Regions from separate parts of the Homo sapiens genome. Here region 1 is linked to region 2. Evidence: read pairs that join two places in POLR2A ChIA-PET (ENCODE). Cell type or tissue: IMR-90. All regions are shown on one strand. Each heading gives the region's core, and the rest is flanking DNA. Links, peaks and the distances in the headings are about the cores only. Region 1 overlaps TENM4 (teneurin transmembrane protein 4). Region 2 overlaps TENM4 (teneurin transmembrane protein 4).

Region 1 (9,088 bases), core at 518-8,517, 79 kb before region 2:
TTAAAATGAAAAGGGTTTTTTTTTGGAATTTGAAGACAAGAGCTTCAATTATGTGGAAAATTCATCCACATGTGCCTGTTCCTTCTCCCCTTGCCACATTTGTGGACAGTGGTCATATGAAGATGCTAGCACTTCATCAGGTAAGTACTTTTCATCTACACCATCTCCCTGTGGTATGCTGGGCAGGTATCCACTGTATCCATTCTACAGATGTGGAAACTGAGGCCAATAGGGATTAAGTCCATGGTAGAGTGGGAACTGATGCCCAGCTCCTCTGACTCCAAAGCTTATGCCTTCTCCACTAGACCATTTCCTTCCTAGGAGAAATCATGTGGAATATGAACATGTAGAATGTATTATAAGTAATAGTTTTTATCCCAAATCCTGAATTAAAATAAAATACTCGATCAATTTACCTCCAATCCTACAATGAATTAATGAAACAAAATCATCAAATGGCCTTGTTTTAGTACTTACTCATAAAATGTTGTCCATCCGTTTTCATTGCTTTTGGTTGCCAGAAGGCCGGAATTGCCATGGTATGTCATCATGGCCAACTCGTGTCCTTGTGTGGTCACACTCTTGAGTGCACTGTTGGTGCCCATGGTCACCCAGTACACCTGGCCATCTGGGACCACCAGCCAGAGGGGCATCCCAGTAGAGTCTCGGCGGACATTTACCATGTTGCCATTGTTGTCTGTGATGAGTGTGATGTCGCCGTCCCCAGTGTAGGTGAAGTTGTACAGGTAGTCTCCTGTGGGCAGGCTTTGGGTGTACAGGTGCTTGCCGGTGGTATCAAACAGATAGAGCTCCTGGTCAATTGGTGAAGACAGCTCATACATGTTCTGGGTGTTGAGGAAAGGCTTGTTCTTCCGGATAAACCGAATTCGGATGTTCCCAAGGTCGGCCACGTAGAGCTCCCCATCAGCACACACAGCCAAGGAAGATGGGGTATTTAACTTTGCATCCTTGGCATAACCATCGTCTCCAGAAAAACAATCACAGTTGGCATCATTTTTACAGTCACAGCCACTGGGGGCCCCAGCAACGAGTGAGATCTCTCCACTAGTGGTGACCTGCCTGATGCGGTTGATCTTTTTCTCATCAGTCTCAGCAATATACAGGACCCCATTGTGTGAAACAGCCAAAGCGGTGGCTGACTCCAGGGTTGCGTGGATGGCCACCTTGCTTAGCAGGAAGTGGTCAATGCCAGGGACCTGGCAGTGCATGGGCCTCCCGGCGACAATGCGCACCTGGTGGTTTTCAGAGATTTGCAGGACCACATTGTTGTCGAGGACATAAAGTGAGTTGTCCATTGGGTTGATGGCTAAGTCTGTGGGCCACTCCAGGTGAACCTGACAATGAAGACACCGATACTCAAATGACTGGCAAGATGCCCACCACTAATCCATCCCATAGCCCATGTAGCCCATAACAGTGTCCAAAGTGGCTTCATATACAGTCTTGCTTGATCCTCATGCAGCCTATCATCAACAATGAAGCGTCAGCCCCCTGATCACCGGGAAACCATGAAAGAGCTGCCACTGAGACATGTGATGGTCTCATTAGACTGACAAAACATGAAGAAGGAGTTAACAACAACAAAATAGTAGGCAAAAGGGTAGACTTTGGAGTCAAATAGGCCTGAGTTCAGAGCATAGTCCACTACTTATGACTGTGGGCAAGTTACTTTGCCTCTCTGAGCTTCAATAGTCACATATGGGAAATGGGAATGACAAGAGCACAGAGTCCCTGACCCACCATAACCCACCAAATAATGGCAGCTGATGTTCTAAGATGGGAGGGAAAGGCAGATGGAGTCTGGAGGCTGAAGTAGGAGTTGTTCAGAGGCTTAAGAAAGATTCTTCATACATGGTTGATATGATACATGTATGATTTCTCAATTCTTTGAGTTCATGGATTAACAGCTGGCTAGCTGCTAGAGACATAAAGACAAGCTAACCATGGCCTCTGTCTGTCATAGTTCTAGACCAGTGATTCTCAAATCTGGCCTCACATTCAAATTATCTGTGGCGATTTTAGAAAATAATGGTGGGAAAACCCCACCCTTGGTGGGTGAAATCAGATCCCTGGGCTTGGAGCTTGGGCATCGGCATTATTTTGAAAAGCTTCCTGAGTGATCCTGATGTGGGCTTGAGAATCATGACTGGATCCTTGCTCCTTATGTGTGGTCATCAGCATCAGCTCACCTAGGAGCTGAGCATAAACGCAGAATGACAGGCCTCCTCCAAACCTACTGAATCAGTATCTGCACTTAAGCAAAATCCCCAGGCGATTTCTGTGCACACTAAGGTTTATGAAGCCCTGCTCCAGACAGTGGTTCTAGTACCTCAGAGAACAGGTCCACCTGGAAAGGATTACTGAAGCTGGTTGTAGGAACTAGGAGTTCAGAAGTGCTGGGCCCCATGTGGAACCTCCTCTGAGCCAGGCTGGGAAACTGGCATAGGTCATGGTGAGTCTTCAAGTGGGCACCCAGGGGATTGTAGCTGGCATGGTCTGAGGGGAGGAGTGTTTTCTTCAGTGGACTTGAAGGCTGGATTGTTGGATCTATCACACTAGGAGGTATTGGCACTAAGGGGAACCCTTTGCCACCTGTGTCTCTAGGAGGTCCAGCCATGTTTTGTGTGGGCTGGAAGTGCCGACAGGTGCACCCTACTGCTGATTTTTCCACCCCACCTAAAAATTCACTGCCTTAGACTTCCTGAGCCCCCTACAAACCCTTGATATTTGGTCCAATCTGGGGTGCGCTTAAGCAAGTGTATACCTTTATTTTAATTTACTTATGTATGTATGTATGTGTATGACTGGGTCTCACTCTGTCACCCGGGCTGGAGTGAAGTGGTACAATCTTGACTCACTGCAGCCTCCACCTTCCAGGCTAAAGCGATCCTCCCACCTCAGCCTCCTGAGTAGCTGGTACTACAGGCATGTGCCACCACACACACACACACACACATATATATATACACACACACACACACACACACACACACACATATATATATAAATATATACATACATATACATATGTATGTGTGTGTGTCTATATATATATATACACGTGTATGTCTATGTGTATGTATGTGTGTCTATATATATATATATATATATATATATATATATATTTGTAGAGACAGGGCTTTGCTATATTACCCAGGCTGGTATCAAACTCCTGGGCTCAAGCAATTTGCCTACCGTGGCCTTCCGAAGTACAGGGATTACAGGTGTAAGCCACTGTGTTTGGCCTAAGTGTATGCTTTTAGATAAGAAGTTTTTCTTCCAGGAATTTACTTTTGTATACCATCGTCTATAAGAGTGTTTTTAATAATGATGAAGCCATTTTTAATAATGACAAAGACCGAGAACCAACTCAAATGCCCAACAACTGAGAACTGGCTAAATAATAGTACATTTAGTTTGCTCATAAATTGGAATACTGTGTGTAGTTGTTAAAAGTGATGTTATAGATGGATATTTAATGACATGGAGAAATGTTTGCTATGTATTAAGTAGAAAGAACAGGTTACAGAACTGTAAGCACAGTGGGATACCAATTGGGGAAAAATATAAGAAGTTTAGCTAGATTATAGATAAAGAGGAGATTAAGTGCTTGAGGGATGGCATATATATCAAAATGTTAACCATAGTAAGATTAAAGGTGATTTTAATTTCCTTCTTTGTGATTTCTAACTTCTTATATTTTCTACAATGTACATGTGGTAGTTTACCAATGTAAAAAGAAACCCCAATACATTATATACACACGAGTGAGGCCACCTCCATCTGTCCCTGCAGCTCAGGGACATTCTCAGGAGGGGGCAGGCCCTTTCTCAGTTCTTTAGAGCATGATCTTCCGGTCCTGCTTTCTAAAGTCTTCTTGTCCCCTTACTCCCAGCTCCCTCTGTCCCTGCAGAGCCAGGGAGCCTGCAAACTCGCCAGGGCCGCTGCCGGCCAGTGCTGCTGCTTCACACTCCCCTCGCTCTCTGGGCAGTGTCGTGGCAGCTTTTGGCTGCATCAGGAACACAGTTTGCTCTAAAGTGACAGGGGAATTTTCAATTTCTTAAAACCCACTTCTTGTCAACTCTGGCCGCTAAATATTTTATGCCTTCTGGTCCTGTGGCACCTTGGGGACCTGCTTGTGGAGACCTTTCTGCCTGTCGTTATGATGAAAAGATCGTTCCTTGATGGGAAGACTAGGGGGAGACAGAGTCAGTGGAGGGAGAGAGGAGAGGAAAGAGAGGAAGGAATGTAGAGCAAGTGCTTTCCTACACTTTCCCCTTATGCCATGTGCACAGAGGTGCCTGGGAAAGGAGAAGGGGCATTGCTCTTGGAGTCAGTCCTCACTCTGTCACACTGCCCGTGTGATGATCCTGCACCAGACCAACTACCTCAGCCTCTCTGGTTTCACCACCCTATTAGCGATGATCGTGCTGAGACTTGATTTCCCATCCCCAAAATGAATGGACTAGACTTGATAATTTCAGAGGTCTTGCAGCTCCCACGTTCTATGGTTCCAGTGTGGAATGGGACCCTCTTCCCTGTCCACCGGAACATTCTGTGCCTTTATTAAAGCACTTGGAGCTGGCTGCCTTGTTGCAGAGTGATTTTCTTGCAAAAATGGATTGTCAAATGAATGAACGAAGGAAGGAAGGACCAGCAAATGGCATAGAGGGAGTGAGAGATTGGGGTCAGGACACCTCACTTCCTATTCCAGTTCCACAATTGCTACATGTGTCACCTACCTCAAGTTTCTTAAACACTGAACATCTTTCTCTATATCTAAAAGGGGATAACACATATTACATAGGGTAGTTGTAAAGCTTAAATGAGACAATGTACAAGGAAGTTTTTTGTGGATTTTAAAGGGAACTAGTATTCACATCCTATTACTAGCTGCTGGGCACTGTACTAGACAATTTGTGTACATAATTTCATTAAAAAATTCATTTCCATATCTCTGATGGAACCTGGTACAGGGCTCTACATTTATAAATGCATTTGCATTCATCACACCTCAGTATTCTTATCTATAAAATGGGGGTAGATCAGCTCTACCCTATGAGACTATTGTGATAGCTAAGTAAGAAAAGAGAAGTTGTACTTATTCTGTACCCCCATTTCTAACAGAGCGCCTGGCCCATACTAAGTTCTTATTTTGGATCCTAAGCATAGAGTTATTCTCTGTCGGTGGTGGCCATCTCCACTTCTTAACAGGTTGCAACAACTTCCTTCTGTTCCTTCTCTGCTCTGTGCCTCTCTCTTTAGTTTCTTTTTGGGCCTGGGTTTGTCTCCTCCCAAAGGAGCTGGTCCAAGTTCCTTGGCTCTCGCCTTCTCACTCATGCCTCTGAGCTGTGTGCTCTCCCTTGCTTACCTCCCTGCTCCCCATGGGGCAGCGGAGTAGAGAGGAAGCTCTGAGAATGAAAGCCAGTGACACCTGCGCAAATGTGTCTGTAAAATAGATGCCAGTATTGGAGAGTTTGGTTAAAGAAAATCCCATGCTGACATTCAGACAAAGGTAGTGAGGGCCTTTAGAGATTTCAGTCCAGGATTTCTGAATCTAAGTGTGGGTTTTAGCATTTTTTTCCCCCTCCGCCATATGCCAGTTGTCTTCCAAGCCTTTGATCCGGCTGCTTGGCAGTACCTCTATCTAAAGTTAAACAATTTTCCGATGTGTGGACTGAAAATTTTCGGCACCCTGTGCTGGCTGGTTGAGGGCCCATTTTGAGAATTGAAAATACTTGTATGCACATCCTTAGGCCATGGCTTCCTGACGGGTAATTCAAGCTTGCTCACAGACTGGAGAGGGAAACTCACTAGCCAGCAAGGGTAAGCCTGCCAAAACTGCAAAGACGAGTGGCAGAGAACAGCATCCACTCTGGAGTGTAATAATCACATTAGCTGGTGCAGAGGGAAACCATCCCAGCATGCGATGGGGAGGTGACATGAGTGCTGGGACCTCCAGCAGCATCCACAAGGCTCTGTGGAAGGACTTAGCGATACATGTCAGTAACAGAGGTAGGCATGACCAGAAAGGCTGGAAGCAGGTGACACAGTCAGTGGAAAAGGGCCTGTGTGTGCAGGCTCCCCTAAAAATGAAGGGGTTTAAAAAGCTAAATGTTGCTGGAGCTGAAATCAATTTGCAATTTGATGTAACTCAATGCTCCTGATTTCCCAGGTTTTGGTAATGTTGGCAAGATTCAGCACAGGCCACTGATTCAGCATGGGCCTGGCCCAGCCAAAGGATCCAGCAACAAAGGACATACCCTTGCCAAGTCATCACAGGATGTACTAAGGACATGCTGGATAGCCAGTCACTTGTGTCTCTTTTTGACCTATAATGGGTTCCTGGTATCCACCTGCAAATGTGCAAACTCTTTGGCATGGTACAACAGGGTCCGTCCCTTCCTGGACCCAAACCATGCTTCTTGTTTTAACTGCGGCCACCTGCTTCCAAGCACCCTATGCTATGGTTTTCAATTTTCCACTATTCTTTGAGTGTACCAGCCTCATTAACATCTTTGTGCCTTTGCACATGCTGTTTCCTTTGTGTGAAATGTCTCCTTTTCTTTCTTGCCACTCAGCAAACCCCTATTCTATTCAACCTGTAAAACTTGCATAAATGTCACCTCTTGTGTGAAAGCAGGCACTCTAACTTTTGTTCATTCATCACCTCTGAAGGGCCAAGCAATGCTAGGAGTCGTGGATGCATTGTTTCATGTATCTTCAGGGTAATCCTACTGGGCCGATGTGAATTATTTCCATTTCACAGATATAAAAAGTGAGGCTCAAAAGAAAGTTACTGAGTGAGTGAGTGGCAAAAGCTAGGATTCAATCAATCGATTAATCAATCAGCAAGTATAGACTGTGCCCAAATTTGGGTAGCCAGGCACCCTGGTTACTGACAGCATTTCTGTCCTCACATAGCTTAGAAAGAGAACAGGCAATGTACAAATACCCATCAGTGTTACCAAAGAGGAAGTTCAGGTGGCAATGGATTTAATGTCACGTGGTGTAAAGCTCTGTCTATCCTACTCTGCTGCTGCTGAGGTTTCCTTAGGGAGATTTCTTCACTGTCCCCTGGGCTTCCACTTGTTACTCCTGATGGTGAACTCCCAGGACATGGCTGTATCTTACTTGTCTTTGTGTCCTTGGTGCTCATCACAGCCTGGCACCAAGTAGGTGCTCTTTAAAGGCTTATCAGTGCAAAGATGAATGGCCAGCAGGCTGGCTGGGTGGCAGATGAGAGGATGAGTGGGCAGTCCCAGGGCTTTGGTAGATGAAGCCATCTTACCTGGGAAATATCCATGACAGAATCACAGCTGAGTGGCCGGGCTGATGTGAGATCATTAGAGCCGAGCAGGGTGGAGATGATCCCATTCTGATCGATGCGTCTGATCATGGTGCCATCCACGAAGTAGATCAGCCCAAACTTGTCCACTGTAATGCCTGGGGGCAGAGAAGCCAAAACAGGAACTCAGCATCAGAGATGACAATGACCCGCACATTCCTGGAGCCTTGCTAACTGACAGAGCACCTCCTCTACATGATTGGGTTTGAGCCTCCCACAACCTTCATTCCTCTCTCAAAGAGGAGGAGTCTCAGGCTCAGAGGCCTTGAGTGACTTGTTCAAAGCAGGGATTAGAACTTTTTCAGATCTTCCAGGGCTCTGGTCCTCCCACCTTGCTGCCTCCTGAGATTTTAATCTATCCCCTTAGCCATCCACTAAACCTGGATTCATAACTTCTGGGGGTTTTTAAGCACTAGAGATACAGTGGTAAGGAGGATCTTTTTCAATATTAACACTGTGAATTATTTAAATTCACCTATTTCTGAAGCTCTGTAATTATAATAATTAGTTCCCCTTTTTGGTAACCATTTTTCTTTTCTTTCTTTTTCTTTCTTTTTTTTTTTTTTTAAAAAAAGAGTCTCGTTCTGTCACCCAGGCTGTAGTGCAGTGGCGCGATCTCGGCTCACTGCAACCTCTGCCTCCCAGGTTCAAGCAATTCTTCTGCCTTAGCCTCCCAGTTAGCTGGGACCACAGGCATGCGCCACCATGCCTGGCTAATTTTTTTTTTTTTTTTTTTAGTAGAGATGAGATTTCACCATGTTGGTCTTGAACTACTGACCTCAGGTGATCCACCCGCCTTGGCCTCCCAAAGTGCTAGGATTACAGGCGTGAGCCACCATGCCCGGCCCGTCCTTCATGCTTTTCTATTCTTATTATTTTAGTCTCACTGATCATTACAAAACTACGGAATCTGAATAGAATCCTATGGATTTGTGTAGAGAATATTGTTGAATTGAATTTCTAAAGGCAGCACACTGAGGAGAGGAGTCAGAATCATTACTCAACATCACCTGCTCCATTCACTAGACTGTCTCACCCTGTTAACTTTCTCCCTGACCCAACTTGTGTGACCTCGGGCAAGTCACTGAGCATCTCTGTGTTTGTCTTCCCAGCTGTCAAACAATGAGATTGCTCCAAATCTGTATTTCTCACTCTTGGATGTGTATGGGAATCCCCTGGGGAGTTTGCTAAACTGCACCCCCCAGGTAGCTGCTTCAAAATATCTCAAGTGGAGTCTGAGCTACTATCTGCATTTTTGACAAGCACCTTGGGTGATAATGACACAAACCAGAGTCTGAGAACCACTCCACTGTATCAGTACCTCTCAGCCTGTGATGTGCATCACAGGCACCTGAAGAGGTTTTTCAATATACACCTGCTGGCCTAACTCCTGGAAATACGAATTCAGCGGGTGGCTAGGACCAGGAACAGGGTGCTTTAATAGTGTACATGGGTGATAGTAATTTCCATCCCAGGTTCAGAATCGCAAGAATCAGACATAACCATGAACTGTCGTGGGATACAGATGAGACATGGCCCTGGGCAGCACCCAGTTTAGATGGAAAGGCACAGGAATGAATCAGTACCATGTGAGCAGCACAAGAAAGGACAGACTCAAGAGGGTCATGGTAAAATACAGGAGATTCTGGTCACTTTTGTTTCACTATGTTTTCTCTGGGGAAGGCAGTGGAAGAAGGGTCAGGAAGCCTTCACCAAGGT
Region 2 (9,088 bases), core at 786-8,785:
ATTCTTACTCTCTTCATAAAAAACCATAAATTATATTTTTTCAATTCTCTGGATAGAACAGATATTGTTGTTCATCACTATATATTAGCCTCAAAGACTAGTGGATGAGAGGCTGTGTTCTTAGTTCAGGTATCCGTGTGGTCTCTGGTTCAAGATGAAATATGCTTCTGGAGCCTGCACAGCCAAGTGGAAAATTGGGAAGAGGAAATTTTAACTGAGGCTACATGCTTTTCTTCATTCTTACAGATGTCGTGGAGTCCATGAGATGCAGGATACAAGATAGGAACATGAAAGAGAGTACTTATTAAGTAGGGGTGAGTAAACAAAGCTATGGAATGCCAAACAATGAAAAATGGGGACAGCCCACACGAAAAATGGCCTAGGAAATACCTCTGGCTAAAGGGAAATCTTTCTTGATTCTTGGCTTATCTGTCACTTTAGTCTTAGTCAAGCTAATTTATCTAATTTTGCAAAGTGGTCTAAAATTTCTTATATCTCATCTCCCAGGATATGCTATCAAAGGGCATGAATACATAGAATCACCTGGCTCTTGTGGTTTTGTTAGCTTTCTTATCTGCAGAATTTTTTGGAGGGTCCCAATTATAAGTTCTTATAATAACTCTGAATCCAGTTATAGAAGAGGTGTAGTGAGCCTAGATTTTTTTTTCCCAGGGATGGCTAGGCTGGATGAGATGCCATCACTGGGATCCAAGTGGTCATAGCTTCCACCGTGAGGGAGTTCTCTGATGAAAAAAACTTTCCTGATTGTCTCCAAACTTAATGGTAGTATAGTGGTTCTGGTGGTGAGTGAAGCTTATATCCATTCTACAGGATAATCTCCCCAGGGCCAGGGGCTGACTTAAGAGAGCTCTCTCTCTTCTAATGCCATTTCATTTTCAAGAACCACATAACCATGAAGAGCACTATTAAGTGAAAATATGTTTTTGATACCTTTAAAAATTCTTACTAATTTCTCCAGACCACAGGTAGGAAAGAAAATCAGTGGAAATGATGGAGGCAGGCTCAGGTTACCATCAGCACTGTGAGTTTTCAGGAGACAAAAGTAGACATTCAAAACTTCAAATCCTGACTCCACAAATCAAAAGGGATTCCTTTGCTACAAAGAGCCCCCGAGCCACACTGTGAATCCAAAAGCTGGTAACAGCCAGTTAATACCAAGTCCATGAGTTTTCCGGGAATGGAATGGAGCTTCCTTGTCTCTGGCTATTGAAAATGGGAGTGACAAATGGGTCTTTGAACTTTACTGCCATTTATTTATAAAAGGCATATGCGGAAGTCCATACTGTGGTTGCTTTTATTGTTTGAAAACCTTGGCACATATGCTGTTGAGTACAGTTGTTTAAAAATTCATGATTTTAAAGTACCAACTTTTAGAAAAGATGATGCAAGCTTTGCATTATGAAAGGTGGATTCAGGACTTCATCAATTCCTGCATCTTTCTCTTCAGAACTTCAGGATGAAGATGATGGCAGTAGGCATCTTTTCTCTTGGGCAACGCTTGTTTCTTTGGCATTGTACAAATGTTTCTCATACTCCTACTATGTTCCTATCTCTGTGTGAAAAGCCGGAGATAATAAAGGTACTATAGCTATTTATGCTACAGACTGAGCTTTTGGCATGAGGTTGGTCTGCACGGTCTTAGCTCTCTTTGGCCTTTCTCTGATCACCAACATAAAACTTCTTTCCTTGACTTGCCTCTACCAACAGAGGTTTCCAAAAGTTTCTCTTGGGATAATCTTAAGAATCTTCAGGGGCCCCCTATCCAAAGTTATGGAGAACATGGCAAGAGGCTTTCCATTCTTACTCTCCAGGAGCCTCAGGGCAACTCGAACGGCTGCATCATTGGTACATGTTAGGCCACAAGAAACAAGGATCACTACAGCAGGTGATGGGTTGGCGGTTCTAGTCATCTGAACTTCTTTCGGATGGGTGACAAACCACCAAAGAGATGTTCTTGCTAAGCTCTTGGATACATCAGTGCTCTTCTCTCTTTGGATAAGTGGTCAGTGACACCCACACTGAGAGAAATTCAAAGCCAGATTCCCACCCCACCACGTGTGGGCTGAAGTCTCCCAGGATCATCAGCAAATTAAACTTGTGCTCTGATAACTTGAGGTAGATCCCTGTACATTTTCTCTTTCTCCTTGTCAGCATCTGTCTTGTCAAACCACAGGTCCTGTTGTGAGTGAATGCTTTCAGGAGGGATAACCATAGCGTTATCACAGGGTCCTATACCTCATGAGTGATTTGTGGGCTCTTGGTTAAGGATTTTCTGATTATGAAAAAGAAATCTGATAGCTATCATTCAAAAGCAAACAAAGGGCCAGGTGTGGTGGCTCGTGCCTGTAGTCCCAGCACTTTGGGAGGCTGAAGCCGGTGGATCACTTGAGGTCAGGAGTTGTTAGAGACCAGCCTGGTCAACATGGTGAAACCCCGTCACTACTAAAAATACAAAAATTAGGCCAGGCGTGGTGGCTTATGCCTGTAATCCCAGTACTTTGGGAGGCCGAGGCAGGTGGATCACCTGAGGTCAGGAGTTTGAGATCAGCGTGACCAACATGGAGAAACTCTGTCTCTACTAAAACTACAAAATTAGCCAGGTGTGGTGGCGGGCGTCTGTGATCCCGGCTACTTGGGAGGCTGAGGCAGGAGAATCACTTGAACCCGGGAGGCAGAGGTTGCGGTCAGCCGAGGTCGTGCCACTGCACTCCAGGATGGGCAACAAGAGTGAAACTCCATCTCAAAAAAACAAAAAACAAAAATTAGCTGGTGTGGTGGTGCACACCTATAGTCCCACCTACTCGGGAGGCTGAGGCAGAAGAATTGCTTGAACCTGGGAGGCGGAAGTTTCAGTGATCCGAGGTGGTGCCACTGTACTCCAGCATGCGCAACAGAGTGAGACTCTGTCTTTTTTTTTAAAAAAAAAAAAACTGGACAAAGCACGGAAGATTTTGTGGCTTTTCTTTATAATTTCTCTTCATTGGGAAGTCTGGTTTTACTCACACAAGTAATTGCATCTTCAGGGTATCATTTTGATCTTTACCCCCAGAGGAAGCTTTTGTTTAAAAATCAGGACTTCTAGGATTGGACAGCTCTCCTGAAGTCTGGTAAATAATTCTGTATATGTGGTATCTTGAACAATCACAGCTTTAGAGTCAAGCTGGAATTTTATTAATGTAATCAGAAGCTGGCATTTTCTACAGGTGTTTTCTTTACTTTAGAGACAAGGGGCACTGAGGTAAATAGAAAAACCATGATAGAATTGATCCAAAATGTTAGTAGTGTTTTCAAAGAAATAGGAAAAAAATTAAACGCCTTGTTAAATTTAACTACGATTTTCAGCTTTCTCAAAGGAAATCAGAGGTCAAGCACCAGACTTCATGGATCCATAAAACTCCTTGAAAAGATCCAAAAATATGCACTTGGTGACTCTCTGTCAATCATATACTTGAGAAACAGATCCAAATCAATCCATCTTAGCCTGACTTCTGGACTAGGAAAACTGGGTTTCATATATGCAAGTGGGAGTATTAGTGCCATGTAAGTAACAGTAAAAATGAAGAATCCCTTTTTCTTCATGAGATATTTTTAGGAGCAGGTGACTCACTTTTGGGCTGATGGGTGTGCAGTTCTGTGGGCAGTGGAGGAGGGGGATGAACTTCTGTCACCCTTGGGGACCTACTCCAGCCACTCCATTCTGTGATTCATGGATAGAGAAACTAAAGCCTCAGGCAACTGCGTGGTCTGGCCCTGGTGCTTTTACCAAAGACCCTTCTTCAAGATGCAAAGAGACAGGTGATTCCTAACATAAGGAATTAGGATTGAATGTGAAATATTTTTGCTGTTTGACAAAAATACTGTCATTGAAGAGGATGCCACTGTCAAATTCCCTTTCATTCTGAAAACCAACCTCTCTTGAGAAGAATCATGTAGCTTCCATGAAAGATAAGGTGAGCCAAAGGCTCCAAAAGAAGATATTTAATTCCTACTATAATAATCTGCTCTGGGAAATGTCACTGGGGTAAAAAGGCTCTTAACGCTGGGGACTTGGCCATAAGGGGCCCAGATTTGTCTTGTTCTTTAAATTCTGTATTCCTGCTGTAAGGTCATCAAGCCATTCCTTCCTGTTTACGCAGGTCGGCAGTATGTAAATAAACAGGCCCTCTTTTTTTGCTTCCACTGCCTAGAGGTCTCGAAATCAGTGTCATGGATACCAGCTCTTTCTCTGGTATGGGAAATAACTATTGCAGCTAGGAGCTAGCTACACGATAATGACCTATTGTATGATAATGAAATCTGATAACAAGAGAAAATTTAACACTTTGAATTTCTAACTTTTCACATCAGCAGTTTTTTTCTTTTCCTAAATGACTCTCACAGGGAGTAAAGTTCTCTGGAAACAAGGAAATGCTTCTTGTTACCATCAAAGACTAAAAATGGATTTCCCCTTCTCATTTCTATTTCAACAAGAAAAGGATGGGACCATTGTTTCTCTACTTTGCCTCCCCTCCCCCTTCCCTTATATCCTACAGGGTTATTGAAGTGTTCCTTCAGCACGAGGGTGGTGAGTTTCTCATGGGGACGCAGCTGGCCACGGGCAGAGACCCACAGAGAGAAGGTTACCATGCAGGAAAATTAGACAAGGACGAAGAAAATGCTCACCACACAATGAGAGGTATTAATAGAATTCCCAGCCAAAGTCCTTTCAGCTGAGCCACTATGACTAGTCTATTGCTTCTTCAATGTCCTATGACATTTCTTTGGTATTTAGGACCGTCAACCTTATTCTTATATTGTGCACATTTACTTTGATGTATTTCTTATCTGGAGGGGAAAAGGTATCTGCATCCCCAAGGTGGAATCTGTTCTAGAAGAGCGACAACAGAGCATACAGGGGAGGTAGAAGTGGATGGTTTGACTTCTTGGCATCAAAATAAAAGGGACATTCTTAAGGCCAGGCTGATGAATATCCAGAAAACACTGCCTGTAAAACAGCCTGCCCACAAGCCCCAACATGAGTCATGTGTGACTAGACGAAGGGAGAGGTTCCCTAAGATGAGATGCGTTTATCTTATAACATTTTTGTCCAACATTTGCAAACGTTTTGGAGTTTGGTAAGATGAGCTGAGGACTCTGTAAGCAAGAGACAGCAAACAGAATGGGCCCTCTCTGGGCTCTGGTTTTTTTGTTTCTGTTTTTGTTTTTTTTTTTTGTTTTTGTTTTTTAGATAGGTGTGGGCTTTCTTCTGGGCTGGGAGGTTGAAAGGTTGGTTCATCCTCAGTCATGCAGAAAAGGGAAGGTGAGGGGAAAGCAGAGTTTAAAGAAGAGGCCCCCTCAGATGACCAGGGCCACTTCTCACTAAGGGGTTTCCAGGACAAGTGTAAGGGAGGATGACACCGATATAAAGAAGCCATCAAGGTGCACACAGTAACATGACGCAGCACAACCTGCAGTGGCTGCCATTGTGATGGAGTGGCTCTGTTGAGGGTGGAGGCTGGGCAGATTAGGTGAGGGACTCTGAGTGCAGCTGCCACGACAGGGCACAGTCTCCAGGAGGGACAGGAGCAGATGCCTCAGTGGAAAACCAGGACTTTATCGTGCAAGGGCTGCAGAGTAAGCAGCTGGTAAGGAAAAATCGAGTGTCAAATTCCTGCTCTACCTCTTTGAAGTTCCGTGACCTTAAGCCTCAGGTCCTTGAAAATGAGGAAATAATACATACTGCTTCACAGGGTGATTGTAAGGAGGATAAAATAATGCAGCTAAAGTTCTTAGTGCAGCTCTCGGCACGTTGTGAATACTTAAAAATCAGAAGCCATTATTATTATTAATATTAATAAATGTAAGGTATTCCATGGCCAAAACCCAGGGATGTTGCAGGGGCAGGGACCAAGGATACAAACTAATGTTAGGCTTCAAAACAAAAACAATGAAGACTGAAAAAACCCTCAAGGGGTAAGAGGTAGCTCTGTTTGCTCAAAATTCCTTTGTCTCTCCAAAGCTGTGGGGCTTGTCTTCCAGTTTCTCTAAGACCCAAGAGGTCACTTTCTAAGCCAGAAAGGTACCTGGAATCCTGCCTTCTAAAGCCATGTGCTCACCATCTGATCACAGACCCTTCATTTAAAAAAAAAACCAAAAAACAAAAAACAAAAACGGAAGGGGAAGAAGCTAAAACACACATATATACACAAACCGGTTGATTCAATAAAGAGCTTTTGGTGAGTGCTCATTCCAGGATAATAAACCAAGCAAAACGTCTGGCTGAGTTTAAAATCAACAAAACCGGCAGGAAAGGCAGAAGGAAGGGAACGAAGTGATCAGCTTGTTTTCAGAGCTGCTTCAGCAGGAGCTGGTGCCGAGGAGACCCCAAGGGAGGGGAAAGGAGACAAATGCAGACAGGATGGAAGCTGAGGACGGGGGAAGATCCCAGGCCTAATGGACTCCAGATGTGGCCTTAGGGCCTGTGGGGAGCTCTCCCCAGGATTCCAGACCTCTTGGGGAATTCTGACCTAGGAGCCCAGTGGGCATGGAGGGCTCAGAGCTAAGCCCCAGCCATCCCAGCAAGATAATGCATTGGATAATAATGGCTGCATGTACTGGGCACTCCACTGTATGCCAGCCTTTGCTAAGGTCTTCACATGTATTATTATCCCCATCTTACGAGTGAGGAAACTGAGGCTCAGAAAGTTGACGGGGCTTGCCCATAGCTGCTAAGAAGTGCTCATCTGCCTCATTCCTCAACACAGAGCTCCCTGACACAGATCCATACCGCATGTAGCCTTGGAGGAGCTAAAGAGCAAGGTGTGCTAACCAGCTAACCAGGACATGGGAAATGGAAATTGGGAGTAATAAGGTTGAAAATACCAAATCGTGAGTTTAAATCCAACCGATGGCTAGGAAATGCCAGTCATAATACCTCCAGATGAAAGGACTTTCTTCCCCATCCCCACATGCGATGAGGGCCCAGGCTGGCCCTGAAATGCCCCAACAGACAAAGATGTCCTGCAGACCAGAGAAGGTACCCGGGGACCTCGGCCCGCCATACCGATGGTGCAGTGTTCGCCATTCCAGCCAGGGCTGCACTCGCACTTGCCGTCGCGGCAGGTCCCATGCTCGGCACAGCGCGGGTGGCAGGCCCGCTGGTCGCAGGCTGCCCCCATCCAGCCATCCTCGCAGCGGCAGGTGCCCCCTACGCACACGCCATGGCCACCACAGTCGGCAGCACAGATCTCTGTGGGGAGGAGCAGAAGAAGGGAGGACACCAGGGCCAGGATGGGAGGCAGTGGCCAGAGGGGCAGGGGAGAGAGGAGAGAGAAAAACAACAAGTATTGAGCAAGTTATTGTTGGAAACCAAAGTCACACTTGGCTACATACCTGGGCTTCTGTGACAGATCAGGATTCCAGAGGCTCGCGAGACTAATCTCCGTGGACAATGACCCTCAGATGAGAACAATTCTCTGGGCAGAAGCCTGCCCTGTGCCTGTTTCCCCACCAAAAGAGGAAGGATTGTAGGGCTCTGCTCAATTTGCTTCTCCTTCTTGCCAACCTGTCCCTGCCTTTGTGCTTGCCCCTTCCAAAGGGGACCGGCATTCTGAACAGACATCAGGAAAAGTCAAATGTAATTAAAAACCAGTTATGTGTGAAAACAAAGTAAGGATGAGTCCCCTTCGCCCAATGAAGTGCTTGTGGTCTGGCTGGGCACGTGATGAGTTCTGGGGCCTGCATTTCATGACGGCCTGGACTCTGATTGAGGTTGGGGTGCGGGAGGGAGGCTGAACCCCAACCCCATGAGTATACTCTAGGTTGTTGTCCAAAACCTGCAGTTTGTTCTGAGCTTTTGCTGGGTTTATTCTCTTTCAGCTTCCTGCTTCCTCACCCCAACTCCAAGAACCATCTAAATGGGGTTTCAGATCCAAAGCAAATGGTTTGGAGGGGGGCCCTTCATAGCCAGAGTGGAGCTGCCCACCCTTCACAAAGGCACATCTGTGAGATGGTGCAAAACACACAGGGCCCGATTCACAAGCCCCTCAGGCTCCAGGCCAGCAACAGCTTCATGCTTACTGCAGGGAGCGGTGGTAAAGTCTTCCAAAATACAACTGCTCTTTAGGAAACAGGTTGAGCAACCATGTCCACTGAAGCTCTCTGCCAGGGCTCTGAGGGAGAGAGACTGACTTGATTCTCATGCCTCGTGGCCCCACATGCTTCAAATTCACATGAAAATCTCAATCCTTTTCATTTCTTTCAAACTAAATTAGCTGGCACCTCTGTCAAGGTGCATTTGCTCATCTCCCTTCCAAACTGCATGCTTAGTTTAGAAGCTGCTAATAATCTTAGCTACTTTGAAAAAGAAAAGAAAACAAAATTAGGTCTCAGAGGCTCAGACCTTCCTACCAATCTACAAGACAATGAATAAAATGTTTGAGAATTTAACAAATAGTACGAGTCCCCATGTATGTTGTGTTCCTGTGCCAGACATCCTGCCAAGCACATTACCTCAAAAGGGAGGTACTTATTACGTGCAGTAACACATCAGATTCTTCAGCTGTAAAGTGGGAAGGGACATCTCTGACCTGGAGCCAGGGACCTGGATCCTATGCCAGGCTCAGGAGCTTCTGAGCTGTGTGACCTGGGGCAGGTCCCTTGACTTCACTGAGCTACGGTTCCTGTCTGGAGAGTTCCTGGTCCTGTCAGACAGTTCCTTGTCTGGAGAGTGTGAGCTGCATGATGCTGCCTTGCAGCAGCCCTTTGCTGACCTAACTGGGCTCTGGCGAGCACCCAGTGAAGTGGATGACAAAAAGGCATGACAAAGATCAAGCAACTCAAGAAAGGTTTCCTGAATTGAGGTCAGCACAGTGAACTTCAGACAGGGAGTCTAGGAGGTTTGTGAGATCTATACCTGCTCAGCCACTAATCTACTGTGTGGCTTTGGGGAGGTCACTTCCTCTCTTCTGGGTGTCAGTTTCCTCATCTGTTGCAGGTGGAACCTAATGGTATTTAAGATCCCTTCAGGCTGTAAGAATGTGGGATTCTATGACAGAGCACCCTCCCTGTTAGACAGTGTAATCTACCC

The links. ChIA-PET counts read pairs that join two places held together with the same protein. Peaks named below come from ENCODE experiments on the same cell type or tissue, not always from the same donor. Only the 100,000 strongest peaks of a DNase experiment are listed, where the experiment ranks them.
Region 1: POLR2A ChIA-PET joins it to region 2 with 10 read pairs; 4 of 35 experiments call an interaction of 5 or more read pairs at or near these places.

What each region holds. Positions count from the first base shown.
Region 1 is chr11:78,701,049-78,710,136 of GRCh38, forward strand. TENM4 (teneurin transmembrane protein 4) reads right to left here. Exons shown (of 34, transcript NM_001098816.3): 27 at 7,313-7,467; 28 at 478-1,355. Among named protein-coding and RNA genes, the nearest start is that of NARS2, 130 kb to the left of the region's middle. In IMR-90, for the core only: no CTCF peak of the experiment used is centred there; no DNase peak of the experiment used is centred there.
Region 2 is chr11:78,779,835-78,788,922 of GRCh38, forward strand. TENM4 (teneurin transmembrane protein 4) reads right to left here. Exons shown (of 34, transcript NM_001098816.3): 16 at 7,064-7,249. Among named protein-coding and RNA genes, the nearest start is that of NARS2, 210 kb to the left of the region's middle. In IMR-90, for the core only: no CTCF peak of the experiment used is centred there; a DNase peak (open chromatin) is centred at 5,047; H3K27ac peaks cover 2,888 bases.